Regions from separate parts of the Mus musculus genome. Here region 2 is linked to region 1. Evidence: chromatin loops called from intact Hi-C (ENCODE). Cell type or tissue: heart. All regions are shown on one strand.

The links. A loop is a pair of places that touch in the nucleus more often than their neighbours do. Peaks named below come from ENCODE experiments on the same cell type or tissue, not always from the same donor. Only the 100,000 strongest peaks of a DNase experiment are listed, where the experiment ranks them.
Region 2: a loop joins it to region 1, with 2.1 times the contacts of the local background. A loop is called at or near these places in 2 of 42 quality-filtered maps.

The regions. Positions count from the first base shown.
Region 1 is chr16:30,766,276-30,774,275 of GRCm38, reverse strand. No RefSeq gene overlaps it. Among named protein-coding and RNA genes, the nearest start is that of Gm33502, 23 kb to the left of the region's middle. In heart, a CTCF peak has its summit at 4,977; DNase peaks (open chromatin) are centred at 1,255 and 4,945; H3K4me3 peaks cover 288 bases; H3K27ac peaks cover 630 bases.
Region 2 is chr16:30,964,275-30,972,274 of GRCm38, reverse strand. The region is part of intron 3 of Xxylt1 (xyloside xylosyltransferase 1); the gene reads left to right. Gm15742 (a long non-coding RNA gene) reads left to right here. Exons shown (of 2, transcript XR_384807.2): 2 at 2,336-5,746. Among named protein-coding and RNA genes, the nearest start is that of Gm15742, 8.2 kb to the left of the region's middle. In heart, a CTCF peak has its summit at 3,587 (motif pointing left); DNase peaks (open chromatin) are centred at 164, 2,814, 3,714, 5,334 and 2 weaker places; H3K27ac peaks cover 4,470 bases.

The DNA.
Region 1 (8,000 bases):
GTTTTTTTTCTAGCTGTGATTCTGAGTCGGAATACAGACACCCAGAATGAAACCATGAAGCCACTAGTGATGCCCCACAGTGACGTCTCTCCCCTGCCGCAACCCCACTGGTACCACCCAGCCTTCTCTGGGATAGCCCTAGAAAGTGGGTTCTTCCAGAGCCTTCCAGATGTGAACCCACAGAGAGCAGAGGTATCTCCCTCCCCAGTAGACGCACCTGCCTAAACACAGATTTAGCAGACACTCTAGACGGCTGGCTGCCTTCACTGTTGAATGAATCTCAAGCTTCTGGCCATGTCTCGGCAGCAGAGACTCGGGTGGCATCCCCTTCACTGGGACCACCCACAGCTTGCTGCCCTTTCTTCCCAGCGGCCCATATTTCGCTGGACACACCGTCTCCTCCTGTTCTGGCTGGCCTCACCGCTTCCGATCTACCCTCCTCTCCCATTGCCCCCTCCCTTCCTCAGTCAGCCCAGTGTGTCCGCAGGTTGTGCCACCTTTGTGCACAGGTTCAGGCCACCTTCCCAGGGTCGCCACAGACCCAGTACACCTGAAGACTGTGATTCTGTTCCTTCTGCTTCTCCCTAACCTCCCTGCTTGGCTGCATGCACCTCCTATCAGGGCCCCTCCCTGACCAGGTAACTTCAATTCAATCCCCATCCAGTCTCCAAGCAGCAGGCAGCTTCCCGGTGTCAGCAGGTTGTATCACCTTTGAGCTCGGAAGAAAGCTGGGCTGGCTCTAACATGTAAGGCCTGCCCTGTTAGAGCCACCCTATGGGTCCTGAAGACTCCACAACCTCTCGAAATAGTACCACAGATGGGACCACATGCTCAGACATATACACTAGGGGAACATTACACACTCAAACCATAAAACGTGCTCATGTGTTCCTTACCTACAGGGAAGAACTAGTACCCACACTCAACCTCCTGACAGTGGGAAGCCCACCTTTCTAAAGGCCTTGTCTCCTCCTTGGGGAGGCAGCTCAGAAGCGAATGTGGACTATCCAGGAGTAGGGTGGGGCTCTTACAGTATTCTCTCTCTGCCTCTGCTCTCACTGAGAGATCTTCCCAGACTGCTGACTAGTAGGAGAAATGCATCCTCTATCTTGCAGAAACCTAGACATCTACATTCTCACATGCATTGAAAGTTCAGCCTTTGTTAGGCAGCTTGATCAACCTAATGGTCTCTGAGGGAAGGGGCAGGGACCGGGAACTCCAAGGCTGCAGTCCAGAGCCAGCCTGGGGAGGGGAGACCTGGCTCTTGCTCAGCTCCAGACAGGAAGTGGGTGGAGCACTGGAAGCATCGCTCTTCCTCATTTTCCCTTGCTTGCCTAGACTTTCAGAAGCGATGTCTCCTCAAGGAGGGAGACATAGCCTCTCCTTCACCTTTTCTGGTTTTTGGTTATTTTGTTTTGTTTTGATTTTGGGTTTTTTTTTGTTTTGTTTTGTTTTTTCTCTTTCTGAAATATAAGACACACAGAGAAACTGTACCCTTTATACTTGACCTGGTGGAGGCGATTATTTGGAAATATTTTCTCCCCTTGGGATTTGCTTTCGCTAATGGTATGTGGGGAGCAGTCAAGCGGAGTTATAAGTAGAGAGCCCAGGAGACCTGGTGCTTCCTTTGGTCTTTCTTTAGTCTCTGCCTCTTATTTCAGATGGCTGCCAGTTAGGGGAGGAGGGGGCATGTGAGACAGCAACCCTCCTGCAACCCTCAGAGACGCTCAACCTGAGACAGCTGACTCCTAGCCACTTGCAAACCAGTCAGCAAAACACGTCTGTTTGTTGTCTGCACTGGCCCCGGGGTGGCGTGTTATGGCAGCATCTGATGTCTTCATAGTTTCTCTTACATTCCATATACCTTCATAGCCAGTATGGATCCCAGCATCCCCAACTGGTTGCTGCACCCCTCCCTAGAGAGCCACTTCTCAGTTGAGATTGCCTCTGTCAGATTGGCCTGACATCAGGGCAGTTCTAGAGGGCATCTTTCTGACTAATGATGACCACCCTGGGCAGGTGGTCCTGGGTTGAATAAGAAAGCAGGCTGATCCTTTTGATCCTTTCATGTGCATTGAGCCAGTAAGCCGTGCTCCTCTGCGGTCCCTGCTTCAGTTCCTGCCCCCAGGTTCCTGCTTGGATGGCTTCCCCTGAATTTTCTTTCCTTGACAGTGAACTGTAACTTGTAAGCCAGATAAGCCTTTTTCTCCCCAAATTGCTTTTGGTCAGGCTGTTTACCATAGCAACAGTCAGCAAGCCAGAGCAGGAGCTCTGTGGGTGTCGTTGTTATTATTATTATCATTATTATCATCATTATTATTAACTTTAAAGAAAGGAAATGTATGAAACATCTTCATTTAAGTCTGTGTTCTTTACAGTATCCCCATTATAAGAGTTACTCATGGGTGCGGTTTGGTCCACCCACCCTATTCTATTGGTGAGTCATTGTTTTCAGATATCGTCAAGAATATTGCTACGGAGTCTTAGGCTAGTGTGCGTGCCTTGTTTAGCACATAGACACTTTCTATGGGCTGTAGTCTAGGAGGAGAATTGTTGGATGATATATGTAGATGGTGTTTGTCAGCGTCACCCTCAGAGTGAGACAGGGGTATACCCAGCCTTAGTAACTATCACCAAACAGCTTTTCTCAGTCCCCCTCTCAGTCCACACTCCTGACAGCTTCCAGCATTCTCACTGGTCTGTGTCCTTGCCGGTACTTGGTGCTTCACATCTTTTTGAATGTAGTCATGAGATGGGTGTGTACCCGTTCCATTATGCTTTCTAAGTTGCCTTTCCCTGATGACTAATAGCCTCAAACAAGTTCTCACGTGTTTATGGGCATGTGTGTATGTGTATGTGTGTCTTCAAGTCTTCTGCTTATTTTTCTACCGATTGCCTTTTTCTCATTGATTGGTAGATGTTCTTTATAGGTCACTGAAGTGAGTTCTACTACCAGTCTTATGGAAATCTTTCATTGTGTGTGCTCAACCCTATTTTTCAATGTATAGGTGTACTTCATTTTAAAATACGGGTTCTTTTCATTTTATTTTTAAAAAAAGATAGATTTATTTATTTATTTATTTATTTAATGTATATGAGTAGCCTGTAGCTGTAGAGATAGGTGAGCCATCACGTGGTTGCTGGGAATTGAATTCAGGACCTCTGCTCACTCTGGTTAACCCCGCTCGCTCGGGCCCAAAGACTTATTTATAATTATTTCTAAGTACACTGTTGCTCTCTTTAGACACCAGAAGAAGGCATCAGATCTCATTAAGGATGGTTGTGAGCCACCATGTGGTTGCTGGGATTTGAACTCAGGACCTCTGAAAGAGCAGTCAGTGTTCTTAACCACAGAGCCATCTCTCCAGCCCTCTTTTCGTTTTAGAATAGAGTCCAGTTTATCAATTTTCTCTTTTATAGTTACAGACTTTTTTTCTGCCTAGGAATCACTGTCTACTCTGAGGTTATGAAGATGCTCTCTTAAATCCACATGGAAGTGCAGTGACAGTGACCCAGTCGCTCTGCCAACCAAACCACTCAGGCTAGTTTGTACTAGTAGAGTTTTGCTTCTATTTCTATTTTATTAATTTTATTTTTTAATACAGGTTTTCAATGAGGGGCTTTTTCAACCCCATTGGTTCTATTTTCTTGGGTTTTTTTTTTCCATTTTATTTGCTTCATAACTTAAACCAACTCTCTTCTAGTCTTAGATATTATTTCTTAATTTTGTGCTGATAGGCATGCTTATAAGAACTGGAGAGGTAATTTATTGGAATGAACTGACTGGCTCCCCACCCTCCCTTCCTTTTTTTGACATGAATTTTACTACTTCACAAATGAAGAATGATGCTACAAAGTTACCATGGTGAACCTGACAAATACCACTCAAATGATGATGACTTAGAAGTAACTTTCTCCTGCTGCTCTGATCTGATAAATGCTTACTGTATGATGTGTTCTGACATGAGTTTTGGTTGGGGGCATCTGTTACTTTGGCATTTATTCTTGTTTGCCAGTGTACCATACCTCTGCCTTATCTGAAATACTGAAGTCTAATTGAAGAATAGTCCTAGAAAAAATATACGTGAAATGATTTGTTTTATAATTCATCTTCCATGTCCAGTTTGGTTAGCTTGTTATGCAATATAAGTGAAATGTCAGTTTTTTTTCTCCTGTGCCCTTTTTTATCATTAAAATGAACACAAAACATGCAAAACAAAAAAACAAAAACATACTCTCTTATGTTTTGTTCTAAAATCTTATTGGTCAACTGGTATTAACATATGGTATAGTGTGAAGTAGAAGGTTACAAAGCTTTCTTCCCCCATATGAATATCTAGTTGATCCAGAGCTGTTTACTTAAGAAGGGCTCTGTTTCCCCAAGGCACCCTGGTATCATTGTTTTGCCTGTGAGAGCTGATTAGCAGAGTTTTGAAAACATGTTCTCAGATACCAGATTCACAGCCTCCATTTGGAGTGGGAGTGAGTTACTTCCTATCTGAGTCTCAGTTTTCTCACCTGCGTTTAAGAGAGAAACGTTTCATCTCAGTCTGGAAGACATCAAAGGGGAAAGTATATCCGAAGCACTTAGCACCGGGCTTGGTTGTGGTCCATGACCTAGGCTGGCGTCCTTGCCACCGCCTCAAACGTCAGAACTTAATGCAAATGAGATTTTTTTTTCCTGATGTGGAAACAAAGTTGCTGTCTGTGCTCGGTCTGTTTCCAAGTCTCTACAACCCCTAATGCAGAGCAGCTGACCCACTCCTGGTGAGTTCTCGGTCCTCTCTGTTCCCGAGACATCCTCAGGCGTCCTCCCTCTGGGCCCCTGACTATTGCCAGCCCTTGTCCTCCTGAGCATTACATAAGCCTCCCTTGTGTATCTATCTGCTACTTGTCCCAGCTCACCGCTGTCCTTTGAAGGCAGAGGCCAGCTTCCTGCTGAGCGGGCATCACCCAACATACTCTTCTGGTTTGTTTGTGACCTGCAGCCAGCTGTTGAGCTGTCCAGCGGGGAACCAGAGGATGCTTCTCTGTAAGACAACATCCTGTCTTTGTGCAATTGCTTTGTAGAGGGGACAGCTGTGGCACAAACCTGTTGGCTAACATCTTTGGCAGTGAAGTCTGAACTCAAAGCAAAGCACAGATAAAATAAACGCCAGACATTTCACACTCAATCTGGTTACAGCTATGTGACCTTGATCATTAGCATTGTCATTCTGGCACCTCTCCTGGGGAAGGAGAGTTCACAGTCCTGATGACGCTGGAGTGACTAGATTGGAAAAAGGTCTCCTGGGGTTGGGATTCTATCTATGGAAATGTCAATGGTTTATTCACATTTAAAGAGAGCTGCAAATGTCAGCGTTTGTGATTTTCAAAGTCACAAAAGCTAAGTGTTTTTCAGGGAATCTGTAACTAAAATGCTCCGATCTTTTCCAACCTGCTTGTAAGATGTAGTCAAGGCTGGTGCCTGGTCTCCCTGGTATATTGTGTATTTGTTCAGCCTGCACACGCCCATACAGTCCCACACTGTGTCTGGCCCTATGGGGGCAGGTGTCTAAAAAGACAAATGTTCTGCCCTTTGAAGTTGTTTCTTTTAGGTTATACCACAATATTCAGTATTTTATTTTATTTTATCTGTGTTTGTAAGTATGTCTGTGCACATGTATGGGAGCATGTGAATGAGTGTGAGGGCAGAGGTCAATCCTGTATCTTCCTCAGACAGGATCTCACTGAACCTGTAACTCACTGGCTTCGCTAGGCTGGCAGGTCAGCAAGCCAGAGGGACCCTGGTTTTCTCCCCAGTACTGGGATCTTAAGCAAGCACCACCATGTTGAAACGTTTACATAGGAGCTGGAGACCTGATCTGGGATCCTGACGCTTGCACCGCAAGCCCTTTACTGACTGAGCCACGTCCACGGCCCAAATATCCACCTACCTAAGGTAGATATGATAAGATCAAAGGCTTATCTTGTTTTTCAACGTTTTGTGTTGCGACAGCATTTATACCCTTTCTGATCAAGACACTTGCCTTGGCCCCTGGCGTTGGGAGTTGTTCTCCCTGGTGGTGAAGACTATGCACAGGTCCCTGCTGACTTGAAATGCTGGGTTTGGTTGGGTAATTGATGTTTTCTGCTTTGATTCCCACCAGGGGACATCCCTTTAGTCCCTGCATTTATTTTTAAGCTAAATCAAGTGTGAGTTGTTTTCCAAAGTCTTCCTGCCCAGCTTAGCTGAAATCTGTGGTAAGCTGGGAACACCTTTTCCAGCTGACCTTGGAGAGGTTTAGAAGTCACATCTCTCTCAAGAGAAGGAGCATTTAATCATATGCCTACGCCTCTTCATTCTCTTTCCCGCACTTCAAAAGACCTAGGCACGCGTTTCAAGTTGCCAAGGTTTTCATGCTCTAAGTCAGTTGCTTGCCAGCCGATGACATTAAATCCTCCATTAGCTCATAAGTACAGCAAATCACAGTGCATCCTTTCACTGTTCTCCATGCCTGCAGTTTCCAAGCTTTCTTAAATAGTAAATATTTTTCTTCAGTTTAAAAAAGAAAAACAAATTTAGCATATTTTTCCCATCATGGTCTGTTTCTTATGTATCACAGAGAAAGTGGAACAAAACTGCCCACCTTCTCAGAAAGCCACTAATACGTCCAGGTGGGCCTGGCTGATGGCAGGGACCATCTCCTCACAGCCTCGATAAGGCAAGCCCAGGAGTGTTTTGACATTGCTCAGTGAATTCAGAAAATTCATCAAAGTTAAAAGGGGTTTTTAGCCAGGTGTGGTGGCGCACGCCTTTAATCCCAGCACTCGGGAGGCAGAGGCAGGCGGATTTCTGAGTACAAGGCCAGCCTGGTCTACAAAGTGAGTTCCAGGACAGCCAGGGCTACACAGAAAAACCCTGTCTCGAAAAACCCAAAAAAAAAAAAAAAAAAAAAAAAAAAAAGGAGGTTTTAACTCTCTTCTCTGTTCCCTGGGAGGGAGAGAGTAAGTGGCCTCTTCCAAGCCAAGTAAAGGGTCTGCAGGAGAACCCCCAGAATAATGGGGAGCATGCGGGGAAAGGGGACACCAGAACCCACTCCTTAGCCTGATGCTGGCCCAGCCACCTGAAGATGAATGGTATGTTGGGAGAGAAGATTTTAAGAGAAATAACAGCATTCTGAGGTGTTAGGGTTTAGGTAACATGATGATTGGAGGCTACTACAGGCCCAGGTAACCGTGGGGTGCTAGGCTGGCTGCATTCTGTGACACAGCATGACAAAAGAGAGGAGAGGCGGGAACAATAGGCGTTGAGTCAGGCTAGTGGGCAAGAATTCATGAATCTCCCACAGGCCAAGAGAATAATTTAAAAAACTGTCAGGTACATATTGTGCCTGTGTGTGTGTGTGTGTGTGTGTGTGTGTGTGTGTGTGTTAGGGGGACATCTTTAAAGGGACAACTGTGTTACCCAGTTAGATAGCTGTTGACCGTTGCTATCACAAAAGACCTGAAGCATAAAGTCAAACAGCCTGACCCTGGCTCTGTGAAGGACTTGCCTGAATGCGTCACACCACGGCAGATGGCATCATGGTGGTGCCCAAACAAGAGAGAGAGACAGAGAAACAGAAACAAGGACAGACAGATAAACAGACAGACAGACATATACACACAGACACACACACACATCTCTCACACCAGGGGTGGGCAGTGAGACAGAGACACACACAGAGAGAAACAGATAAGCAGAGACACAGAGCTAGAAAGACAGAGAGAAACAGAGAAAGGCATATACACATACACACCCAGAGAGAGAGAGAGAGAGAGAGAGAGAGAGAGAAGAAGGAGGAGGAGGAGGAGGAGGAGGAGGAAAAGGAGGAGAAGGAGGAGGAGAGGAAGGAGAGGAAGAGGAAGCAGCAGCAGCTAGAGAAAGACTCTGGGGTCAGTCAGGCATGCTTTCATGCTTTCTTATAACAACTTTCTCTGGTGTGCTCTAACTAGACCCCCACAATCTATGTTAATCT
Region 2 (8,000 bases), 200 kb before region 1:
CGTCTCCTGAGAAGGGTGAAAAGAGGAAAAAAAACCAACTATTTTCACAGAAAGTGTGTTTGAGAACTTGTCTCTACCCCACATGCTCTTGCCTGCCTCAGAACATTCCATGCTAATTACACAAGCTGCTGCTGCCGCCACAGCTTCCTGTTGGTGTCCACGGCTCTGGAAACCACGGAAACTGGTGACATCTATGCCTGCAGCAGGCTGCAGTACACATGAAGGGGGCTGACTTTGGGTGAGGGCAGTGTGCCCGCTGCACGCCAGGCTCAGGCCTGCTGGAGGAACACAGCTCACAGTGGCTTGTAGAGGAACCGTGTGGCACTAGGACATAGGAAGAGAGACAGCTGCTCCATCCACTGATTCTGTGCTGGAAACAGACCACGGACTGAGAGATCTCAGCCACGGACAGTGGCAGGAGGGTCTCTAGAGAGCTGGTCCCGTGTCTGTATCTAACGACTTGGTTTCCTCTTTGAGACAGGGTCTGACTACTTATCCTTGTTCTCCTGTAACTCTAGACCAGGCTGGCCTCAAACTCACAGAGATCCACCTGCCTCTACCACCCTAGTGGTGAGATTAAAGTCACACCTGCCTTCTTCTGCCACAGTTTTAAATTGCTAAAATATATGCAACATAAAAGTTGCCGTTTGGAACATCTTTAAGTCCATAACATTAATTCTGCCCAAATGTCCCACCATCACCATCCTATTTCCAAAACAGTTGTATTACCCAAGCAGAAATGTCATCCTCTGAACGGTTGCCCTGCATCTTTCCTCCTCAGCCCATGGCAAGCTCTCATCTACTTATGTCTTATACATCTGCCTGGTTTAGATGGTCCATGTCTCCTCTGTCACTCTGTGGCCATTAGAAGCCCCGGACACATACTGTTCCCAGCTCCCATCAGGGCTCAGAGTAGGGCTGTGGCCTGGCCTGAGAGGCAGTGAAGCAGAAAGGAGAGGTCTCACCGTTACTAGCTGGGCATTTTGACGGTCATCCTTACATCCTGAAAGCCTTAGTTTCCTCATCTAGAAAATGGGTTTAATAATGTGTACCTCCCAAGCATGCATAGACAGCTCAAGTATGTAAATGTGTAGAGGAGTGCTTAGGGACAGGTTTTGTCATAATTATCTGTATTATCGTAACCTGTACCTCCAAGTCCCATAATGACTAAAAGAAATCACTTATAAATTGTTCATGAAGTAGCTGGCAGGTAATAATTATTGAAGTAAATGCCAGCTACCCATATACATACATGCCATGTGCATTACAGAAAAACCAACACAGTGGTTAAGAGCATTGGCTGTTCTTACAGAGAGCACAGTTTTAATTCCCAGCGCCCACATGGTGTCCTACAGCCATCTTGAACTCCACTTCCAGGGGATCCAGTCCCCCTTTCCGGCTTCCACTGGCACCAGGCAAAGCAGCCTGCACATAGGTAACAATAACTTTGTAAAGCAACAGCCAGCAAGGGGCTTAGACAGGCTGTCCCCAACTGAGAGTCAACGCTCGTCCAGCAGCAGATTGCCCCACCCCAAGTAGGGCCCACTGTTTCCTATTTTCTTTCCAAGCAGCAGAGAAATGAGGAGTCCCAGGCAGTGGAGACTAGCTGACTGTAGAAGCTCATCTTAGAGCCAAGGCAAAGTCAAAACCAGAAGCTTCGAACGTGAGGAAGGTGTCGGGGTTCACTGCCCAGCCTCAGCGCTTTCACCCTTTTGAAGTTGGGAGACGGCTCCTTTTGGGATCAGTCTTTCGAACCTCCAGCAAACTATGGCCCCATCCCATCAGAGTTGAGAGAAGTGAGTGGCTTCCTGTTGTGTGGGGCCCTACGGTTTCCATCAGAGTCCCATTTTAAACACACAGAAGGAAAAGTATCCTGATTGGAAACCTGACCACACTTGTCCCCTTGTCCTAATTTCAGTGGCCAGCTAAACAAAGCAGCGCTTCTGGGAAAGAGCTGTGAGAAGGGTTACCAAGATGAAGCTGGAGGGATGGCCTCCCCAGGGCAAAGACACACTGACTCGGACTGCAGGGAACGTGTGTGTGTCTGTCACTGTGAGTGTGCTGGCTTGTGCTGGTCATGTGTGCGCACATAGCCCCTAGAAGGGACTCTGCTAGATGTCACCCGGCTACATCCTTCAACACGCACGGCCTTCTCTAAAGCTCCAGGAAAGAAGGTTGTCCAAGTTTCTCTTCCTACCAAAGCTGAGTGAGTGGCTTCTGGAAGCACCTGGCTTGGTTCTGTTGGGCTGCCGGCAGAACCAGATTCACTGGGCACCGGTGTCCCTGCCGTGAAGGCTGCCATGCACACCTGAGTGCCTTAGCCTTCTTTCTGCAGGTCTCTTCTCCACAAGAGTTGGCAGTGGCCCTGGTGCATGCTTCAGGGAGCTGGTAACAAGAACACTTGAGGATGTACCCAGCAGAGTGACCCGTCCCTGCAAGCACTTTGGGTGCCTCACCCAGCACTGGCCAGTGAAGGAAGCAAGCAAGCCGTCCTCCACCACCAGCCAAGTTACCTGATGCTTCATCTCCTGCCCCAGTCTTGTCATACCTTACCCTTCCTCCTATACTGGGGAGCCATCTGAAGCTAAAGGAAGAGAGATTGCACCTAAAAGGTGCCCGGGTGTCAGATACTGCATCCCGCACACGGCCCTCACAGCCTATCCTCTGGGATAGAATGTTGAGTTCTGGAGGAGCTGGGGCAGGACACACTGACTGGTTCAGAGTCCTCTGTCTGCTCCTCCACTATGCAAACGCTCGGCCACGTGACGCTGTGTCAACACCGCTGAGCTCGGCTCCATTTAGCCGATTCCCCAGACACTCATTTCACAGGCACAGGGAAACCAGAGGTGCTCTTATGTAAGAGGACCTGAGCGGGGAGGGAGGCAGGGAGCTTTGTGAGTACACATTGCTGTGACAGAGGGCTTCAGGGAGCTCTCGGGAAGAGTCGGGGAAGGAGGAACACTTCACAGTCAGGGGTTCTGAGGGGCCCCCACCATGCATGCTTGGTTCCTTCCTGGGTGGAACAGGTCAGGCTTAGGAAGGACCTGGAGATGGGAAGATCTGGCTCTGCAGGGACCTTAAGACCCCAGATCCAGCCCAGGGTCCCAAAACGGAGAGGCTCACAGCCAGCAGGGAGTGCTCTCAGTGAGAGCTTTGTCCTTCTGTAGAGGATGGTAAATTTGAAAATTTCCAGGATCCCATAGGTGCCCACCTGTGTGTAAGATGGGGCTGAGTCTGCCTTCTTCCTGTGTTCCCTTGTCTGAGCAGGCGAGGCCTGGAGGCCTGGCACAGCCAATCAGAGTCCTGCTCGTGAGGCAGGCATCTCTTGGTCTTGGGCAAGGGTCAGGGAATCTCTGGGAGGTTAGTGAGAGATCAGGGAGGAGAAACCAGTAGAGGATGCTGGCTAGCTCAGGGCATGTGGATTTCAGCAGTGCAGCCAGTCAGGGTCTGCTGGTGGCGTGTGGAGCCTGGCCTGGCCGTGCTAGGCATGTTGCCTTTTTCTTTTCTGCTTCTTCCACAAGGTATGTCCACAGCCCAGATTTCTCCCTCTGGTGGAGACCTCTGAGAGGAAGCCAGTGTTAAGAACTCTGTCCTCGAGGGGAGCAGTTTGGACTCTCCTCTAGCCCTGGGTTTGTGGTCATAGGCTTTTCCACAGTGTGGGCTAGATGCAGATGCACGCCCAACTGACATGGATGTGGCCCAATGATGACACTTCCTCTGTGGTCAGCAGTCATGCAGCCTGAACTGCCACAGGGAAGAAAGTAAAAGGACAGCTGGGCCCCAAGAGGAAAGGCGTCCCTGCACAGAGGGCTCCAAAAGGAAGGTTGGAAGGCTTGTGTCCAGAACTGATGGTGGGTTTGAACACCTTCCTTGGACAGTGGCTGGAGCTGGTATCTAACTTTAATACCAGTTTTGATCTGGGTCTCAAGTTCCACACCTCACAGTCATTCACACCCTCCTTGTCTGGTCTGGGTGGGCCCAGGCCACACCCCTTCTTCTCCTGTGCACTCTCCAGGTAGTCGCTGGCACACCTGTGTAGACAGAATTCTGACTCCAGCACACGTGGGAAGAGGCTGGGAGAGCCATCTTTGCCTTCTGGAAGGCACCCCAGACTAGGCAGAGACTCAGAAGAATCATCTGGAAACCCGAAGAGTAGAGGCAGGCAGGACGTCGCTGACGAGGAGCCGAGGAACACACTGCAGTTTAACAGGAGGAGCCTCTCCCTAGAAAGCTGGCATTGGGGAAGTGGCAAAGAGAACATCTAAGCCTGTGGGCCTGGGTGAAGCCCAGGTTAGCGTGGCCAGGAAGGAGGATAGGCGTGTTTGTCTTGGGCCACCTGGAGAAAGGGCCAAGCAGGCCAGCATCACCAGCTGTCCTAGCTCCCAAACCTGGCCCTGAGATTGGGAACATGTGCAGGGGTTGGAGAGCACATGGGGGTGCCACTGATGGTTCCCAGCAGTGGGCGTCACACCATTAAGACCTCAGACCATGATCCTGCAGTCTGAGGAAGTGGTCGGGAAATGGACTAGGGTTGAGGAAGCCATGTAGAGGTCGTATAGATCATGTTAGGGGAGAGGGGACTGAGTTCCTTGGCTGTGACTAAGCCATTAGGTTGGGAAAGAGTGCCTTCAGCGAAGCCCCCTCTACCATAAGACTCCATGTTTCTATACCAAAAGGAAGGAAGGGAAGAGGCTCCAGGGGTCAGAGATGTTCTCTTCCTGGTTGTTCCCCTGCCCCAGCCCTTCTTCTCACACAACTGCCATGAGGGAGGGGGGGGGGTAGGTCAAGCACCATCTCATGAGACCACCTAGAAGAGAAGGAACGAGGAAGGACTAGGCAGAAGTGTATCCGGACAGTGAGCACCTCGTGTGCTACTCCTAAAAACAGCAAACAGCGAGATGATGCTCATGGGAGACCGCCCATACCCCAATACTGAATATGTCAGGGGCTTTGCTGTCAACGATAATCAGATTTCAATCAAAAGTGAGTAACCAACCCTAGCAAAACCCACGGCACACTCAGCACACTGGTGGCACATCCGGTGACAGATGAATGTCGGGGTTCAGTGACCAGCGTCCCCTTGAAATTCACTTCTGCAAGCTACATGGCACCAGGGCTTCAGCACATGACAGGATCCTCCAGCTGATGAGTCCACTGAGCAGTTTTGGAAATTGAGACCCCAGGACAGGCTGTGGTTCTGCCAAGGTCACCTGCTGATGGTTGCAGGGCCCACACGTGCTCAGATAAGAGCAGAAGGGGTGTGAGTCTGGCAACCTCACTGCCCAGTGAACTTGAATTGTGCTTCTGTGATCTCGTCAGACATGTTGGACACTGCCTGCATTGTTTCATGGCGTCCTCCCAACATCCCTGGGTACAGTCCAGAAGCCAGGGGCTTGTGTATAGAAGCCAGGCACGTGGAGAATGACAGTTCTCCAGACAATTTCCAGGGTGATAAGTGGAGGACCAAAATTTGAATGTGGTCCAAGCTGAGCCCAGCTGCCCCTCCAGCCCAGCATTCTTGACCTGGTCATGCACTGGTGATGTAAGGAGGAGCCAGCCCCTCTCCCACATCTGCTCCATGGCCGGGAGCATGTTACTTCTAGGGATCATTTTCCTGGGAGCCCCTCCACCCAAGGCTGTACAAGAATAAGAGGATGCAGCAAGCGTTAGTATAGAATTTGCAAAACACTTCAAATTGTCATATTGCCTGTTTTATGGTCATTAAAAAATAATGGTGTTGGTACTACTCTTATAGTCTTCATCTCTAGAAAAACAGTTTTAAAAGGGCTGATAAGGTGGCACCGCTGATAACGTGCATACATACAAACGTGACCACCTACCTTGTGGGAAGCCGTTGCAGAGTGGCAGTTACAGAGTGGCAGTTACAGAGTGGCAGTTGCAGAGTGGCAGTTGGCTACAGCTGGCCACCACACATACATAGCCAGTAAAGGTTCTTTTGCCAAGGTGAGGTTTTGAGAATTGACAAAAGTTAACCAATCAGATGAGAGACAAGTTAACCAATCAGATGAGAGACAAGTTAACCAATCAGATGAGAGACAAGTTAACCAATCAGATGAGAGAGAACGCCTGTCCTAGGCCTATAAAAGCAGCACCAGTTCTGGGCTCGAGGTCTTTTCGCCTCTACAATCAAGCTCTCCCAATAAACGTGTGCAGAAGGATCCTGTTGCAGCGTCGTTCTTCCTGGCCAGTTGAGCGCGCGCAAGACTACCTGACTTGCATCCTGGAGCCACATGAGCATGGAAGAAGAAAACTGCACAGAGCTGTCCTCTCGCCTCTCTACACCACATACGCACGCCCACACACACAGGATACTAAAATGTTTTAATTTAAAAAGGATCAAAGTGGCTGAAGAGAGTTCCTCATTGGTCAGGAGCACAGGCTGCTCTTCCACAGGACCTGGGTTCAATTCCCAGCCCCCACATGGTGGCTTGCAGCCATTTGTAACTCCAGTTCCCGGGGATCTGACAGGTGCTTCTGGCCTCCATGGCCACTGCACGCACATGGGACACAGACATATGTGCCAGTAAAACATCCGTACTCATAAAAATAAATGAATCTTTAAAAAGAATAACAACACAAACAAACAAATCCAAACTAGCCAAACAGAAACCAGCTTCTGTTTTTTCTGAGTAGACCCTGAGCCAGCCACAGTAGTGGCAGCGGTGGCAGTGGCAGCAGCAACAGCGCTATCCCCTGGGAGCTTGTCAGCGACGCCTCCATCTCAGTGGTGACTGGACAGGCCCACTCTGTAACAGGCTCCTGAAAACAGAGCCTGGATCTAGTCCACAGCGGCCTTGCTCTGAGCAAGACCTGTGAGGTGACAGTGTCTGTGTCAGTGTGCTGCCACTATCCGATACCTTGACCCAACCCACGCACAGATGCGCAGTGAGCGGCACAGGGTCTGCTTAGATGGGAGGGGAAGGAAGGTGCCCTCATTTCTCCTGGTTTAAGAAGTCATGCTTCGCTGAGGCCCTGCTACCTGGACCCTCGCATCTGAGGGAGGCAAGTCCCTGCGCCTCTGGCTTTTGGATCTGAGCTCCCTTCAGTGAAGGGCATTGGTGTGGCTGGTGGAGTTTAACTGGAGACACAAGGTCAAATTCCACACATACCCCTATGTATTCCTGCCACACACACCCACGTTCTGCTCACTGTCCTGGAAAGCACCCCATCGTGCGTCCCTGGCCCTTTTTCTTGTGACCTCCAATGCCACAGGGCTGTTGGGAGCAGTGAGCCAATTCCAAAGGTGACATGGGCTCCGTCTCCCCCTCGATAAACATCCCCCACCCCCTTGGCTTAGATTCAGGGAACAGACAGAATTGGTTCTCTAAGCTAAGGCTAAGTGTTGTGTGTGGGGAGAGCAGGGGCCGGGTGCTCACAAGCCCAGTCTGCATCTTAACGTCACTGGAGTCCCAGAACTCTCCAGAATTGAGTGGATCCCTGACAGCGGTGCCCAGCCCTCAATGAGGCCTCCGTCTCTGGGACCCTGCCTGCCTAGCCTTTGTCCCTGGGCATCTCAGACTGATGTGGATTCCTGGCCTCTGCCTCATCCTCCCTCTTCACCCTGGGGGAGGGAGCCTCACAGCTGTCAGCTTGCGGGTACAAGATGTCCTCTCTTCTGCAGCCTTCCTGAACTCTGCCTCCAGTATCTTCTCACAGGCTGTGCACTCCTGCCCCGGGATCTGATTTCCCCTCCCCCAGTTACTTCACCCACTTGAGGCCAACATGTTGGCAAGTGCCTCTGTGACTCTCCAGACAAACACCAGTAAGATGCATTCCAGGGTTCACCTGACTGGTTCCATTCACACCCTCCCGGCTCCGGCAAGCCATTTTATCTGTCTGTTATTTATCCCAAAGAGGATTGTCCAAGGGACCTTGAAAATTAGCATTGAGGTCAAGCTGTTCTCACTCTAATCCCTCCTTCTCTATAGGTTACTTCACCTGCCATCTTCCTAAACTTCCTCCATATCCTTGACCTTAGA